Linked DNA regions of Homo sapiens: region 2 is linked to region 1. The links are chromatin loops, found by intact Hi-C in ENCODE. Cell type or tissue: CD4-positive, alpha-beta T cell. All regions are shown on one strand.

Region 1 (8,000 bases):
AGGTGCACACCACCATGCCCAGCTGATTTTTGTATTTTTAGTAGAGATGGGGTTTCACCACGTTGGTCAGGCTGGTCTCGAACTCCTGACCTCATGATCCACCCACCTTGGCCTCCCAAAGTGCTGGGATTGCAGGCATGAGCCACTGCGCCCAGCCCGCTAACTTCTATTTTATTATTTGGCTTGGGATTTGGTTAAGCTTCACAAGTCTGGATTGGTGTTTTGTTTTTTTTTTAGTTTTGAGAATTTTTGGTAATTATCTCTTCAGTCTCAAATAGTATTGCCTTTGCCCTGTGTTTTAAGCTGTTTAACTCCAAATAGACATTTAAAGACACTCTTACTCAGTCTTCCATGTTTCCCAAAGTCTCTCTCCTGTTTTGATCTGTCTTTACACTGCAATTTCTTCAGCTCCATCTTCTAGCTCACTATTTCTCTCAGCCTTATTTAATGTTATTTAACCCAATCCCTGAGTTCTAACTTTGGTAATCCTATGGACCAGAAACTACTTAGCCACTTCAGATCTGCTCTACCTCACCTGTGGTTTTTTTTTTTGTTGTTGTTGTTCTGGTTGTTGCTTTAGTTTTATTTGAAGGCATGCAGATGCAAACTAACAGTACCTGAACCCATCCCCAGTGCTTGCCTTTTATGCCAATGCATGAGTTGCTCTAGGCCCACATGCTAGTAGAAACTGAGCATGGTACATGGCATCGTGGTACTTGAAATGACCATGTAGCCTGCCATGATCTCTAGGGGTCTTGTTTAGATTCTCTTACATCCAGGCTCACAAGACTTTGATAGGCCACATTTCATACTGACTCTGGAGAATGTGGACTAGCAACCACAGTTTGCTGATGAGGCAGTGTCAGGAGTTCTCCTTCCAGTATAATTCCTTTTAATAGTCTATAGAGTAGCTCATACAGCTCTCTGGGGACTGGGGTGGGGAGGGATTCCCTGTAACCAGCTAATAGAGGAAAAAAAAACTCACCCTTTGGATAATTTGGCTTGGTATGTGGGTACCAATTACAAATAGACTTCTGCAGCCCTGAGACCCCTGCTCAGAGGTGGCCTGAAAAACAGTGGAGCAGAGAATTGGGTGATATACCTGGTTAAAGACATAAGTGGCCTGAAGTAAGAATATACATGGACTCAAGGGCAGTGGAGAATAACTGGGCCAGATTGATCAGGGACCTAAAAGGAGGACCACTAGAAGTGACTCACCTCCATAAGACTTCTAGCATAGGCTATAAACACTAGAAGAAACATCACATGCACCTACTTCTCATATAATGCTAAGTGATGGCTAAAGGTAGGAAATGGGTGAGCTTGAGAGAATGCTTGGCCATAATGGGGCACTAAAATGCTTAGAAAGTGCGCTGACAGAGGCTCAATGAGAAGTGGAATGCCATTAGTTACAGGGGCCTTCAAACAGAAAATTTCTGGAACCATATATTCTCCCCAAAATCTAAACTGGATGAATCACTCTTCTGAGTCCAGAGAGCAGCCCAGTCCTACTAGTCTGTTGTAAAGGGAGAATCCAGAGCAAGACCATGGAGGGTGCAAAGATCTTGTGTCTCCCATCCCCATCACCAGGATCTTATGGACATTTCATTGGAGTCTTCAGATTCTCTTTTGGAGAACTTGAAGAGGTCAAACTCTGTAAGAGTGAGAATTCACTGAGTTATCAAAGCAGCAACTGAGCTAAGTAAAGAGACCATTTAAATGAAGAGGTGGCAAGTATACTAGATTATGTGAACTCAAGGTTTTCTTTTTCACTGCCCAGTGGAAATAAGGCACTTGAGAGGCTCTGTAATTGGGAAACTGCTGCAGTCATGACTGTGATCTCCTTGAGAATGAACTTGTAGGTCATCTTTAAGTTTGTGAATAGCTTCTGCTATGTATTAATTTGGTACTTGGTTTGGTTTTCTCCTGATATGAGTCAATGAGGTCTTTGGAAATAGCTCCTGACAGCAGCATAATGGCCTGGGCCCATGATGGGTCAAGGGGTCAAGACTTTTCCATAGAATTGAAGACCTGGTAAAGCTTCCAGAGAAAAAGAAAACTCCTGTAAGCAATAGGAGTTGATAGCTTCTAGGATAGAATGATAGAATTTATCGAACCTGAAGAACAGGGAAAAATATTGGAAAAATGAAGAGCCTCGGGAACTTGTGGAACAATATTGAAAAAGCTAATATCTAGGTAACAGGAATTCTAAAGAGAAAGAACAGAGAATTGCAGGTAAAAATATTTGAAGAAATGACAACAGAAACATTTTCAAATTTAGGGAAAGATATAACTGTACAGATCTAAGAAGCTCAGCAAACCCTAAATAGGATAAACACATGAAAATCATGGCAAGGCACATCTTAGACTGGGGAACGCCAAGGATAGATGTAATCATACAGAGAAAAACATGCAATATATAGGGAGCAATAATTAAAACTACTACCAACTTCTAATCAGAAACTATGGGGGCCAAAAGAGAAGTAAACAGTGTTTTAAAGTGTTGAAAAAACAACTGTCAATCCAGAATTCCATATCTAGCAAAATTGTCCTTCCAGATGAAATAAGGACATTACCAGATAAAAGAGAACTGAGAATTTGTTGTCAGCATCCCCATACTATAAGAAATGCCAGCGTAGTTTCTTCAGGTTGAAGGGAAAGAATACCAGAGGAAAACTTGAATCTTCAGGAAGGAATGGCATCATTGGAAATGGTAAGTATATGGGTAATTAGATTGTTATTCTTAATTGACAACTAAATGGTAAAGACCTTTTCCTCTTCCTTTAAGATACACAATACTCTTTAAAGCAAAAATTATTATTGTCCTATGAGGTTTATAATGTATATTGATATTATACACATAATAAATATATCAAAAAAGATAGTGGTAGATAAATGAATACATATTTACAAGATTTCTACATATTTTGTAATGGGCCTAAATATCAACTCTAAGTAGATTGTAAAAAGTTAAGCACAGATAGTGTCACTCCTAGAGCAACCACTTAAAAGTGCAAAAGGATATTGGTAAATTACCAATAGATAAATAGAATTGATTTCATAAAAGCTCTCAAAAAATAACCCTGTTGGGTTAATGCCTAGAGAGACTGATATCACAGGACTTAATTTCTCCCTCCTTTATATTTTCTGCTTGAATACACCTAATGTCATTAAACTAGCTTTAGAATAGTTGTTTTGAGATAGTATAGCAACATAGAACATATAATGGGAGGTAGGGCGGAAGGCTGGACAGGGGCGTGGCCCAGTGGACAAGAGTTTCTCATGTAGGAGGAAGATTGAAATAAACATCCCCATCATCTTTAAAACTCCTTTAATTCACAGAGGTGTGATGTGCTAACACTGAACCCAGAAGACCTGGGTTCTGGGTCAGCCACTTACTGCTTCTGCGACTTTCAATATTGCACTCGACTTTGAGTTTCCTGTCACTACTGTGAAGTTAATTCACATCTCCCCTGGCACTCTGGGTGACTTTGATAATACAGTGATACTATTTAAAATAGCTGACAGTTTATAAAGTACCACCAGGAAGCACTGAGGGGTCATGGAGCAATTTAGAACTAAACAGCAAGTCCATAGGCTAGAACTTTATTTTGACTAATTGAACACTGCCATCTGCTGCACAGATCTGGGAAATAGGAGGTATTAGATTTCCAGGAGGAAGGTGTTTCCTTCAAAATAACAAAAGTTTGCTTGCTTTATTTCTTGTCCCTTTGACCTCACTTTCCAAGTGAAAAGACGCAGAATATAAAAACAAAAAGGTCAAAATAGCCTTGCAGAGGCCACTCTGACTTATATGAAAGGGTAGAGCTCAACTTTACAGGTCAGGTGGGATTTGAATAAGCCTCATGGTGAAAAGAAGGGATGGTATGAGGAGAACTAATAGTAGGATCATAGTTAGCAGCCCTGGGGGAAACACTGGCCTGGAGGCAACCCTGAGCATGCCCACTTCCTAGCTGGGTGCCGAGGCGAAGTCCCGGCATGTATAACATTGGGATAATAATGGTGGAAACCTCTTAGATTGTTGGGAGATTTAGTGAAATGAGCTATGTCTTGTTTTTAGGACAGTACCTGTTAGTACTTAACAAATATTAGCTGCTGCTTTTGAAACTCAGACTGGGAAGAAATAAAGGAAGTTGATTAAAAATTCACTAGCACCTTTGGAATAAACTCCACATTAGCCCCATTCTCCCAAATAGATTTGAAGCAAGGAAGTGAAAGGAGTCAGGTGATGAGATTTTTCAACTTCAGCAGAGTGTAAACACAGATCAACAACAGTAACAACTACCTTTCAATGAGACTTTATGCACCAGGTGTGGCTCTGTGTGTTACATGTGTTAACTCATTTAATTTTTATATCAACTCCATGAGGTGGGAACTTTTAGTATTCTCATTTTATAGATGAGGAAACAGGCACAGAGAGGGGCTAAGTGTATTCAAGGTCATGTGGCCAATGAATGACAGAACTAGCGTGATGGTTAATTGCTACGGCTAAGAGATGCCCAGGTGGCCAGTTGGATGTTACTTGTAAGATCTTTCTGGAAGAGATTAGCATTTGAACCAGCAGACTGAATAAAGATCATCCTCACCAATGTGGGTTGGCATTATCGAATTTCGTGAGAGCTTGAATAGAACAAAAAGAAGAAAAGCAAATTTGCTCTCTTCTTGTACTGGGATATCCACCTTCTTTGCTTAGTGGCTCCTTTGGTTCTTAGGCTTTTGAACCCAGGCTGAATCACCACTGGCTTTCCTAGGGCTCCAGGCTGCAGATGGCAGATCATGGGACTTCTTGGTCTCTACAATTGTGAGTCAATCTCTCATCTTTCTGTATATGTATTCATATATCTAGCATCCATCTATCTATATTCTATTGGTCCTGTTTCTCTCGGGAACCCTAACATGACTAGAATGTAAATGCATGGGATCTCGTCCCACATTTCCACTGCTTAGGGGTTATATGAACCATAGAAAACCAAACCTATCTTCTTTTGGGGATGGCGGGGGTGAGGAGCTATAACTGTATTATTACAGTTCTTTGCTTGTTAAGCTGTATACCAAATTTGTACAGAATCTGGCAACACACAGTGTAGCAGTGAGGATGAGCAGAAAATTCCAAGCTTTTCAGAGAGTGTCAGTCCAATGTGGTGGTAGAAAATAGGACTTAAGTGAGTTTAGTTCAAGATATGCTAAGGATTGGGAAAAGTGGCTTGCCCTCCCTGATGCAAGCATGGGGGTGAGCGCATTACAGATGTCTTCCAGGGCTTCGACCCTTCACCACACCTAGGGATGAGCAGAGGTCACTCTTGTTGCCATTTTGGTTTTGGTGGGTTTTGGCGGGTTTTGGCGGGTTTTGGCCGGCTTCTTTACTGCAAGCTGTTCTATCAGCGAGGTCTTTATGACCTGTATCTTGTGACAACCTCCTATCTTATCCCGTGACTTAGAATGCCTCAACCTTATCCATCTGGAATGCAGCCAGTAGGTCTCAGCCTTATTTTACCCAGCTCCTATTTAAGATGGAGTTGCTCTGGTTTAAATGCCTCTGACAAAACCGTTTGCTTCAATGTTATTTGTTTGCTTCAATGTTGCCTCAAAACTGTGTGTACTGAAGCCACTCCCAGTTTGGGTTTCTAGAGTTAGCAAATAAAAATACAGATGCTCGGCTGGGCGTGGTGGCTCATGCCTATAATCCCAGAACTTTGGGAGGCCAAGGTGGGTGGATCACGAGGTCAGGAGTTTGAAACCAGCCTGACCAACATGGTGAAACTCCGTCTCTACTAAAAATACAAAAATTAGCCAGGCGTGGTGGTGTGTGCCTGTAATCCCAGTTACTCATGAGGCTGAGGCAGGAGAATCGCTTGAACCCAGGAGGCAGAGGTTGCAGTGAGCAGAGATTGCGCCACTGCACTCCAGCCTGGGCAACAGAGTAAGACTCCATCTCCAAAAAAAAAAAAAAAAAAAAAAAAAAAAAAAAAAAAAAGTAGATGCTCAGGTAAGTCTGAACTTCAGATAAAGAATGGAGTTTTCCTTTGATAGACCATGTCCCATGCAATATTTAGAATGTACTTATTTAGAACATACTAGAAAAAGTAGTTGATCTGAAATTCAGATTTAACTGAACATCCTGTGTTTATCTTGCAGCCAGCCCTACCTTGACTACATCCAGTAGGTGTGGTATGTTGCAAAATTGCCAGATGCATTTCTTACTGAGCACAGCCATGTGCCTTGCTTCTCAAACAATGAGGCTCAAGAGGTGACAGCTGACAGTTCAGGCCAGAATGTCTAAATTGCTTGAGAGAGTTCAGAATTAAAGTCGGTTGTGGGGAAAATTCCAAGCTTTTCAGAGAGTGTCAGTCCAATGTGGTGGTAGAAAATAGGACTTAAGTGAGTTTAGTTCAAGATATGCTAAGGATTGGGAAAAGTGGCTTGCCCTCCCTGATGCAAGCATGGGGATGAGCGCATTACAGATGTCTTCCAGGGCTTCGACCCTTCACCACACCTAGGGATTTCCCTCATCCTGCCTTTGTTCTATTCTTACTTGATTTATTCTCACTTTGAGAAGCACATAGTTAAGTAATTTTCTAGGGAACTCAGATATGCCCCGTGGCCAAGATTGACAGACAGTCCAGGAGGCTGTTCTAGCACCAGGCAGCTTAGTGTTAAGAAGAAGGATAGGTTTTAGGAGTAGGAGGGCCTGGTGGCAGCTTAAACTGTCAGAGGCAAGGTGGACACATGTAGAAATAGGCAACAAGGACAGAATCACAACCAGGAGGCCTCACCTGTAGGAATCTATAGTGATAGTTAACACACCGCCAAGTTGTTAGGGGCAAGGTCAATGGACAGCCAACAAAAAGTACTAATAGATTCACTAATACTCAGACTGACATCAGCCTTCCCAGTGAAAAACCATGATTCTTAATTTCCAGAACAGAGCCATTGATTCAACAGAAGCCTGAATCTCCTTGAGGAAAGACCCTGCAATAGGACATCAAGTATATTCACTAGTTAATTTCCCAGTCCTTCCTCATAGGAACTTACAGCCTTTTATCAACATATCTGTACAATGGGGGAAGGGAAATACCCATATCTTTCAAGGGCAGTTGGATATAGGGACTAAGAGGATGCTAAAACCATGAGGGCTAATATGCCTTCATGCTTCCTTCTTAGATTGGAGGAGGTAAATAGAGGCCAGGTGGCAAACAGAGTCCTGGCCTAAATCCATTTCACAGGGCGTCAGTGTGTTCATGGACTCACCTGTGTTGATTTTCCTGATCCCTGAGTGCATTGATCAGGATGGATATACCTAGTAACTGGCAGAACACTCACACTAAGTCCTTGAACTGTGGAGTACACCTATGTAATCAGAACAGCTACGTGGAACCCTCTGAAGTTACCCAACCTCCAGGCCAAGACAGTAAATATACATCAATATATTATGTAGGGTGGAATGGCAAGGAGTGTCATTGGAGTGCTGAGCTCAAAGATTTTAAGGAGATAAGGTTGCTGTTCCCCGTTACATCTCCATTTCATTTGCCAGTCTGGCTCCTGAAAAAAACCACATGGCTCACGATTGATATAACTACTGTCAACTCCATCACGTGGTAGCCTAATTATAACTATTGTGGTTTCATAATTATCAGATAATTATGACATAGCTTTTGCTACCTAGTATGTGGTCATTGATTTGGTGAATGCGTTCTTTTCAATCCCATCAGAAGGGAGGATCAAAAGCTTTTGCATCTGCCTGGGATAGACAGTGGTACACAATCGGGGTCTTGTCCCAGGAAATTGTACTCTAATGCTTTTTCCAGCAATATACTTTAATGGCTGTTCTATCATCTGGATATGACACAGACTATTATGCTGATCCATTATATTGATGATATCATGAAGATATGAGGTAAAAAGGAGAAAACAGTGAAGAATGGTGGAAGCCTTAAGGTATATGTGCACCAGTGGGCAGAAGAAATCCCTACAGAATTTCA
Region 2 (8,000 bases), 700 kb before region 1:
CTGGTCAGGGTCCTGTGGAGGCTGGCTGCCTGCCGGGAGCACCAGCGGGCTCCTGAGGTCTATGTGGCCTTCACTGTCCGCAACCCAGAGACGTGCCAGCTGTTCACCACCGAGCTAGGTGAGCCTCCATGTCCACCTGCGCCTGCATGGTCCCCGAGCTGTCCCTGCAGGACTCCATTGGAAGTGAAAGAATTGGGCACCGGGGAAAAGCTAGGATGCCCCACACTCCCACACCATGCGGGGAACTCGGGCAGAGGACAGTGAGCAGGGTGGGCTTGGGGCATGGAGGGCTTGCGGCAGCAGGAGGGCAGCTCAGCCCAGGGAGGGAAGGTCTGAGCCCAGCAGCCCTACTGTGTGCTTCAGAGCAGGGTTCCCTAAGCCCTTGGGCCTCGGTTTCCTCATCTATAAAATGGAGGTGGCAGGAGAGGCAGTCGGGTTCAGGGCTGGACACAGCTGTGGCCTGCAGGATGCTGGAGCACAGGCTATACAGGCGGATCCACCATGCCACTGTCCTGAGCACCCAGTCGATGGAAGACGAGCAGGATGACTGTAAAGAAGGGGAACTGGCCCCGTAGTGTGCCAGCAACTGTCCTCAGACCTGACATTTGTCAGCCCCCAGCACCTGTGAGGGTGTGCTGTCTTTGTCCCATCTCACTGACAAAGACACTAGGACACACAGAGGCCAAGCGACCCCTGAACTCCCGCAGACTGCAGCCCGGCCACCTGGCTCTCATGCCTCCACACTACACCCAAGCCCCCCAATGCCATCAGCCTCTGCTCCAGCTCCCCCTGAGCACAGCCCCTCCTGGGAGCCATGTGCACAGATGCACCTGCAGCAGCCTCTGCCTGCACACAGAGACACGGATGATCCAATGCCTGCCCACGTGGGGCAGCCCGTTAACTACAGAGCCAACAAACAAGCCAGCACACGAAGGCATACTGGGTTCCACGACAGAGTCCCGCAAAACGTCGCACAGGAGGCTGGCTGGGCGCGGGGCTCAGGCCTGTCATCCCAGCACTTTAGGAGGCTAAGGCAGGAGGACTTCTTGACGCCAGGAGTTCAAGACCAACCTGTGCAACATAGTGGGACCCCATCTCCACAAAACATACAGAAACTAGCCAGGTGTGGTTGCGCACACCTGTAGTCCCAGCTACTCAGGAGGCTGAGGTAGGAGGATGGCTTGAGCCCAGGAGGTGGAGGCTGCAGTGAGCCCTCATCTCACCACTGCACTCCAGCCTAGGCAACAGAGCAAGACCCTGTCTCAAAAAGGCAAAAAAAAAAAAACAACAAAAAAAAACAAAAAAAAAAACAGGAAGTCTTTCTTCAGATACTTACATGAAAAAATACCTGCAATATCTTTTAAGTGAAAAAAGTGCCAAACAGCACACATAGCATAAGCCCCTACCAACCTTTTTTTTTTTTTTTTTTTTGAGACAGAGTCTGGTTTCGCATTGCCCAGGCTGGAGTGCAGTGGTGCCATCTCAGCCCACTGCAACCTCGCAACTCCCAGGTTCAAGCTATTCTCCCATCTCAGCCTCCTGGGTAGCTGGGACTACAGGCGCGTGCTACCACGCCTGGCTAATTTTTGTATTTTTTGTAGAGTTGAGGTTTCGCCATGTTGGCCAGGCTGGTCTTGAACTCCTGACCTCAAGTGATCTGCTGCCTCAGCCTCCCAAAGTGTTAGGATTACAGGTGTGAGCTACTGCGCCCCGACCCATTTTTGTTTAAAAACTAATAATAATCACCCACACATGGTTTTGAGTACCTATATTCCCAACTACTCAGGAGGCTGAGACAGGAGGATGGCTTAAGCCCAGGAGTTTGTGGCCACCTTGAGCAACATAGCAAGACTTCATCTCAAAAAAAAATTATCACAATCATCATTTTCACATAAGTATACCTATAGGGGAAAACCTAGAATATATATACAGCAGGCTTGTCCAACCTGCGGCCCAACACAAATCTGTAAACTTTCTTAGAACAGTATGAGGAGTTTGTGTGATTTTTTTTCTTTTAGCTCACCAGCTATCGCTAGCATTAGTGTATTTTATGTGTGGCCTAAGGCGATTCTTCTTCTTTCAACGTGGCCCATGGAGGCCAAAATATTGTATATCCCTGATATACACGTGAACAGGTGCCATTGGCAGGATTATAGAGACTTCTACACGTTCATGTCTGTTCTACTTCATTTTTAAAAATACGCATTTTCCACTTGTAACAAAAAACTGTGATTGAAAATCATCCGAGGTCACAGTGTCTCACACCTGTAATCCCAACACTGTAAGAGGCTGAGGCTTTGGGAGGCTGAGGTGAGTGGATCACTTGAGGTCAAGAGTTCAAGACCAGCCTGGCCAACACGGTGAAACCCCATCTCTACTAAAAACACAAAAATTAGCCAGGCATGGTGGTGCACGCCTATAATCCCAGCTACCCGGGAGGCTGAGGAAGGAGAATCACTTGAACCTGGGAGGCGTTGCAGTGAGCTGAGATTTCGCCACTGCACTCCAGCCTGGGGCACAGAGTAAAACTCCGTCTAAAAAAAAATAATAAAAGAGGCTGAGGCAGGAGCATCACTTGAGGCCATGCGTTCAGGACCCCATCTCTACAAAACAAAAAAATTACTGGCATGGTGGCATGCACCTGTCATGCCAGCTACTCAGGAAGTGGGAGGATTGCTAGAGCCCAGGAGTCGAGGCTGTGGTGAGCAATGACTGTGCCACTGCACTCCAGCCTGGGTGACAGAACAAGATCGTATCTCAAAAAAAAAAAAAAAAGAATCATTCTGGCTAACGGCTCTTCAGACATCTGTGCTTCTGAGAACACCAGCCCCTTCTAAGCTTTGTGTGTGTGTGTGTGTGGTGTGTGCGGTTTTTTTTTTGTTTGTTTGTTTGTTTGTTTTGAGATGGAGTCTCACTCTGTCACTCACGGTTGAGTGCAGTGGCACAATCTCAGCTCACTGCAACCTCCGCCTCCTGGGTTCAAGCAATTCTCCCACCACAGCCTCCCAAGTAGCTGGGATTACAGGCACCCACCATGATGCCTGGCTAATTTTTGTATTTTTGTAGAGATGGGGTTTCACCATGTTGGCCAGGCTGGTCTCGAACTCCTGACCTCAAGTGATCCGCCCGCCTCGGCCTCCCAAAGTGTTGGGATTACAGGCGTAAGCCACTGTACCCGGCGGCTTTCTAAGCTTTGTGAAGAGTGGGTTGACTGAGCAGCCAGGTAGATGTGGGTTCAGATCTCTGCTTCTGTCCCGCTGTGCCAAGTGCTAGGATGGACGCAGGCAGAGAGTGGACAGCAGCACGGTGCCTGCTGCTAGCCATTTCTATGCAAAACCAGATTTCTTGTCCCATCCTGGAGGCCAATTCTAGGCACCTGGGTGGGCCTGGGAACCTGTGAACCAAGTAAACTGACTTGGACACCCCCCACCCCGCCAGGCCTGTCCTAGCAGCCCCACACAAAATGCTCATGTCCTGTCCCCAAACACCGCCATCCTCAAACACGTGTTCTGTTTCCAGGCCGGGCCAGGATCACATGGGAAGCGGAAGCTCATCATGACCAGAAACTGTTTCCCTAAGGAGAGCACTTGGAGATGGCAATGCTGAACCTCACACTGTAGGACTCACACACGACTCCAACAGGATCGTGAGAATCAAGTCACTCTCGTGGGAAGAATTTTTATATGGGAAAGCGGATAAAACTTTCATTGGACTGGAATGTTTGGAGAGTGTTAATTTCCAAATCAGGAACCACAAAGTGCCCTCTAATAAGACATCGGCTATCTAAGCGTGTGGGTGCCCCCTTTCTGCCAGCAGTTCTGGTTCTTAAGAAAATCACCATAAATCAGACATGAAAATTCTGGCTCCGAAAATAGCAATTTCTTTGTGCAAATAAAAACGTGTGTATCAAGTATGATGTTCCCCCAACGTGGACACACTCGGTTCCTCACAAAGCCAAGCCCGCTGCAGCTGTCACATCCCTGGGCTTATGGTGCAGCAGGTGCTTTTTTCAAGACAGGAATCAACATGTTAGGAACACGGCAGAAAGGTGGCACCTGGAGACCAAACGCAGGCTAAGGAGTACTGCAGAGGTCACAGGGAAGTCACAGAACAGTAATACTCTAGCAGGAGCATGGGGCGTGAAGAACAGAAGAAGACAGGAAGCGTTTCTGAGCCTCCAGAGAAGAAATCAGGGCCAACCACAGCTTCCCCGGTCACAGAACCAATTCATTCACCAGGCGGCACCACTGCCGTCATATCAGCTTCTGGCCACTGGGAGGCGCTACTCGAAAGGATTTGCCCTGAGACTCCGAGAAGAAGCTGCGGGAAGGACAGCAGGGGCCCTGGGGTTTTAGCCTCTGGCCCAGGAGTTCTGTGTCCATAACCAAAGGGAGCACAGTCTGCACCCAGCTCTCATCCCATCGGAGCTTCTGCGACTCCCGCAGGTTCTTCCGGAACTGGTTTAGCTTGCCCTCAGGGTCAGGAAAGTTTGAGAAAAGCATCTGCAAAAAAATAAAGAGCAGAGCTTACCTCATTGCCTGTCCCAACCCCATCCCAGGTCACCACCTGGATGACCCCAGGTCCCCGACCCAATAACAACCCCTCCCAAGCCCCTAACTCCCTCACTTGAACTCAAGACCCTTCACGCCCCAGCAGTGCTCCGCCTCCAACTTGACATTATGCTTTCCGGAAACTTCCCCTGGAAACTTACCTGTATGTCCCACTTTCCCACACTTGGTGCCCTGGAGCACCTTCCGGCCTCTACATGCTGTACGTTCCCCTGTGAGCACCCTCCTCTCGGCCTCTGGCCAACACAGTCCCACCCATCTGTGGGTAATGAGTGGCTGTCGGTGTTCTTTTCAGCCTTGCTAAACTGTCTGAATCAAGGATCACAAACTACAGCCTGCAGGCCAAATCCAGCCCACAGCCTGTGTTTCTAAATAAAGTTTTATTGGAACAAAACCACACCCCTTAATCTACAGACGATCTGTGGCTACTTTCACACCACAACAGAGTACCATGGTTGTGACAGAGACTGGGGCACCCAGTCTAAATGACTTCCGACCTGGACCTTTACTGAAAATCCTCCCAGTCACTCTGTTGGCAAGAATGATGTATTACTTTTAGCAATAAGAAACAAGTAACCTTTGCAGAATTCCGCCCATCTTTCAAGGCTGGTCCCAGAAGCTCCCTTTACCTACACACCTACCTGATCCTGATCACTTCCTAAACTGCAGCCCGACCCACCCGGCTCCAGCATCATTTGTGGAGTGTCAGCTCCATAAATCCAGAGGGCAGGAGGGGGTGTGTCCTAACTTTCCCGAGCCTACTGTACCAAAACTGGGCAGCAGAGAGGGCCAGCATCTGTGACCTCTGCTCCCTCCCTAGCTTTTCCACCAGACCCCACATGGTCCCACCCTGGCTGTGAGAAGCAGGGATCAGGGAGCGTGGCTCGGTGCCAGTCTCCAGAACCCTGCCCACCCGGGCGTGGTGGCAGACGTGGCTACCTGCAGCTGAGCTGCCAGTTCCTCTGAGTCCTCAAGGACCAGGCCGTTTTCTTCATGTTTCACCAGCTCATGTAAACTGCAGAGAGAACCAAGGGAGCCTGAGAGCTGCCTGGAGAAGATACCAGACCGCTGTGGTGCCCACCAGGGCTCCCACCCACCCCACGCTCAAGCCAGGCTGGGGGTTGGAACAGGGGGGTGTGGTTTCCAGGAGCTGGTTCTTAGACTTGGCATCTGAGGGTACAAAGGCCTGGGGGGGGCGCTGGTGCACATCAAAATGGCCAAAGCGATTTGAGGAGGGAGCCTTAAGGAGGGTTTGTACCTTCTGTGCTGCATGCTCTTCAAGGACTGAAGAATTATTTTTGCATGTTTTTCTTAATTCCATGGCCATGGAATAAGTAAAGGCAACCCCCTGGAGACTGGCTCAGCACATAAAAGATGACTTTTCTAGGGCACCAGGTTTGATCCTGACATTCCCTGAGCTCAGATCACACGAGGGGCTCACATCCCTGAATCCCATCCAGGGGCCGGCTCCTGAGCAGGGGCCAAGGGCTCAACTTGTGCTGAGGCTACTGCTTCTAGAATCTCCTCTAGTGCCACCCTTCCAAACACCCGTCTATGCTGGGTGGAGTGAGGCCACAGCATGACACTCATTCAACTGATTCAAACCCACCACGTAAGCTTGGCCAAAAGGGACATGGTGGGAGAGAAAACAACAAAGAAAACCATGTAAGCCTGCAGGCAATTCCCGCCAATTCTACTCCAGGAGCAAAAGCCCCGAGTGGAGTTCTAGTATTTAAGATGCTTTTTTTTTCATATTAGGTTGGTGCAAAAGTAATTGTCATTTTTAATGGCAAAAACCGTGATTACTTTTGCACCAACCTAAATATAACATGAGCTCTAAATGGAAGCAACTACTTCAATGAGGCTCAGCCCAGCCACAGCAAATGCAGGGCTCCTCCTCCTGGCCTCCAGTGTGTGCTGGACTGACCGAGGGACAGGGCCTCACTGTGGGCATCTCGCTCTGCACTGCTTCCCCCTCAGCGGTGGATTTGTGAAGCTATCCCCAGAAAGATTCGGGTTCTGCTCCTACCACTTGAAGTTCATGGCACACACAGGCAAACAGCACCCGAACATGTCCACCACCTTCATGGGCAGGTCCAGGCCACTGGAGGACATGTGCAGACAGACACCCAGGTCCACCGACCATGCTAGGCAAGAGGGGTGCGGTCAGAGCGCTGGTCTCTGCCTTGGGAACACAAATCCTCCCAGCACAGTGAGGGAACATCCCCGGAGGGGAGTGAAAATCTCATAAGGCCCCCAATATCACCAAGCACAAGTGGCTTAAGCTGGCCAAGCAGCCACACGGCCTGGCTGGGACATCTGAAAACATAAGTTGACACTTTTTCTACATAACCACAATTTGGTTTTGTTGTTGTTGTTTTGTTTTGTCTTGTTTTGAGACAGAGTCTCACTCTGTCACCCAGGCTGGAGTGCAGTGGCACAATCTCAGCTCACTGCAACCTCCACCTCCCAAGTTCACCTCCCACCTGTAATCCCAGCATTTTGGGAGGCCAAGGCGGGTGGATCACCTGAGGTCAGGAGTTCAAGACCAGCCTGGCCAATATGGTGAAACCCCATCTCTACTAAAAAAATACAAAATTAGCGAAGCGTCGTGGCAGGTGCCTCCAATCCCAGCTACTCAGGAGGCTGAGGCAGGAGAATCGCTTGAACCTGGGAAGGCAGAGGTTGCAGTGAGACAAGATCATGCCATTGCACTCCAGCCTGGGCTACAAGAGTGAAACTCCATCTCAAAATACTAATAATACTAATACTAATACTAATACTAATAATAATAATAAACCACAGCACACCCACCACAAACCAGCTGTCACTGTGAAAATAAAGCCATATAGCTTAACATTTCTAAAGACTAGCTGGGGCCAGGCATGATGGGTCATGCCTGGAATCCCAGCACTTAGGGAGGCCAAGGCAGGAGGATCACTTAAGGTCAGGAGTTCAAGACCAGCCTGGCCAACACGGTGAAACCCTGTTTCTACTAAAAATACAAAAATAAGCCAGGTGTTGTGGTGGGCTCCTGTAATCCTGTAATCTACTCAGGAGGCTGAGGTGGGAGAATCACTTGAACCCAGGAGGCAGAGGTTGCATGAACTGAGATCGTGCACTCCAGCCTAGGCAATGCAGCGAGACTGTCTAAAACAAAGACTAGCTGGAGAGTCCTGCCAGGAAAAGGCCCTCAGCCTCCAACTGCTCTGCTCACTCAAAGCCGGAAGATGCAGCTCTAGAGACGCATCAGGACCAAGACACGACTCCCCACTTGGAGGAATCAATGGGGAAAGAGACGGAGGCAAAGGAGAACCATCTCACTGGGAGAGGCGACGCTGTTTGACACATCATCCTTGTACCTCCCAAAGCCACTGCCCTCCCACACCTGGGCAACAGTGGCCCCAACCCCAGGCCCAGCCCTCCTGCAGG

The links. Peaks named below come from ENCODE experiments on the same cell type or tissue, not always from the same donor. Only the 100,000 strongest peaks of a DNase experiment are listed, where the experiment ranks them.
Region 2: it touches region 1 in a loop (5-fold over the local background); 5 of 110 quality-filtered maps call a loop at or near these places.

Annotation. Positions count from the first base shown.
Region 1 is chr4:10,400,313-10,408,312 of GRCh38, forward strand. LOC107986260 (a long non-coding RNA gene) reads left to right here and starts at 3,580. Exons shown (of 3, transcript XR_001741594.2): 1 at 3,580-4,822; 2 at 7,870-8,000. In CD4-positive, alpha-beta T cell, CTCF peaks have their summits at 3,594 (motif pointing left) and 3,845; a DNase peak (open chromatin) is centred at 3,639.
Region 2 is chr4:9,699,377-9,707,376 of GRCh38, forward strand. It overlaps the pseudogene FAM86MP and the pseudogene ALG1L3P. Among named protein-coding and RNA genes, the nearest start is that of DRD5, 78 kb to the right of the region's middle. RefSeq lists an enhancer at 4,079-4,138. In CD4-positive, alpha-beta T cell, CTCF peaks have their summits at 4,268 (motif pointing right) and 4,469; a DNase peak (open chromatin) is centred at 4,255.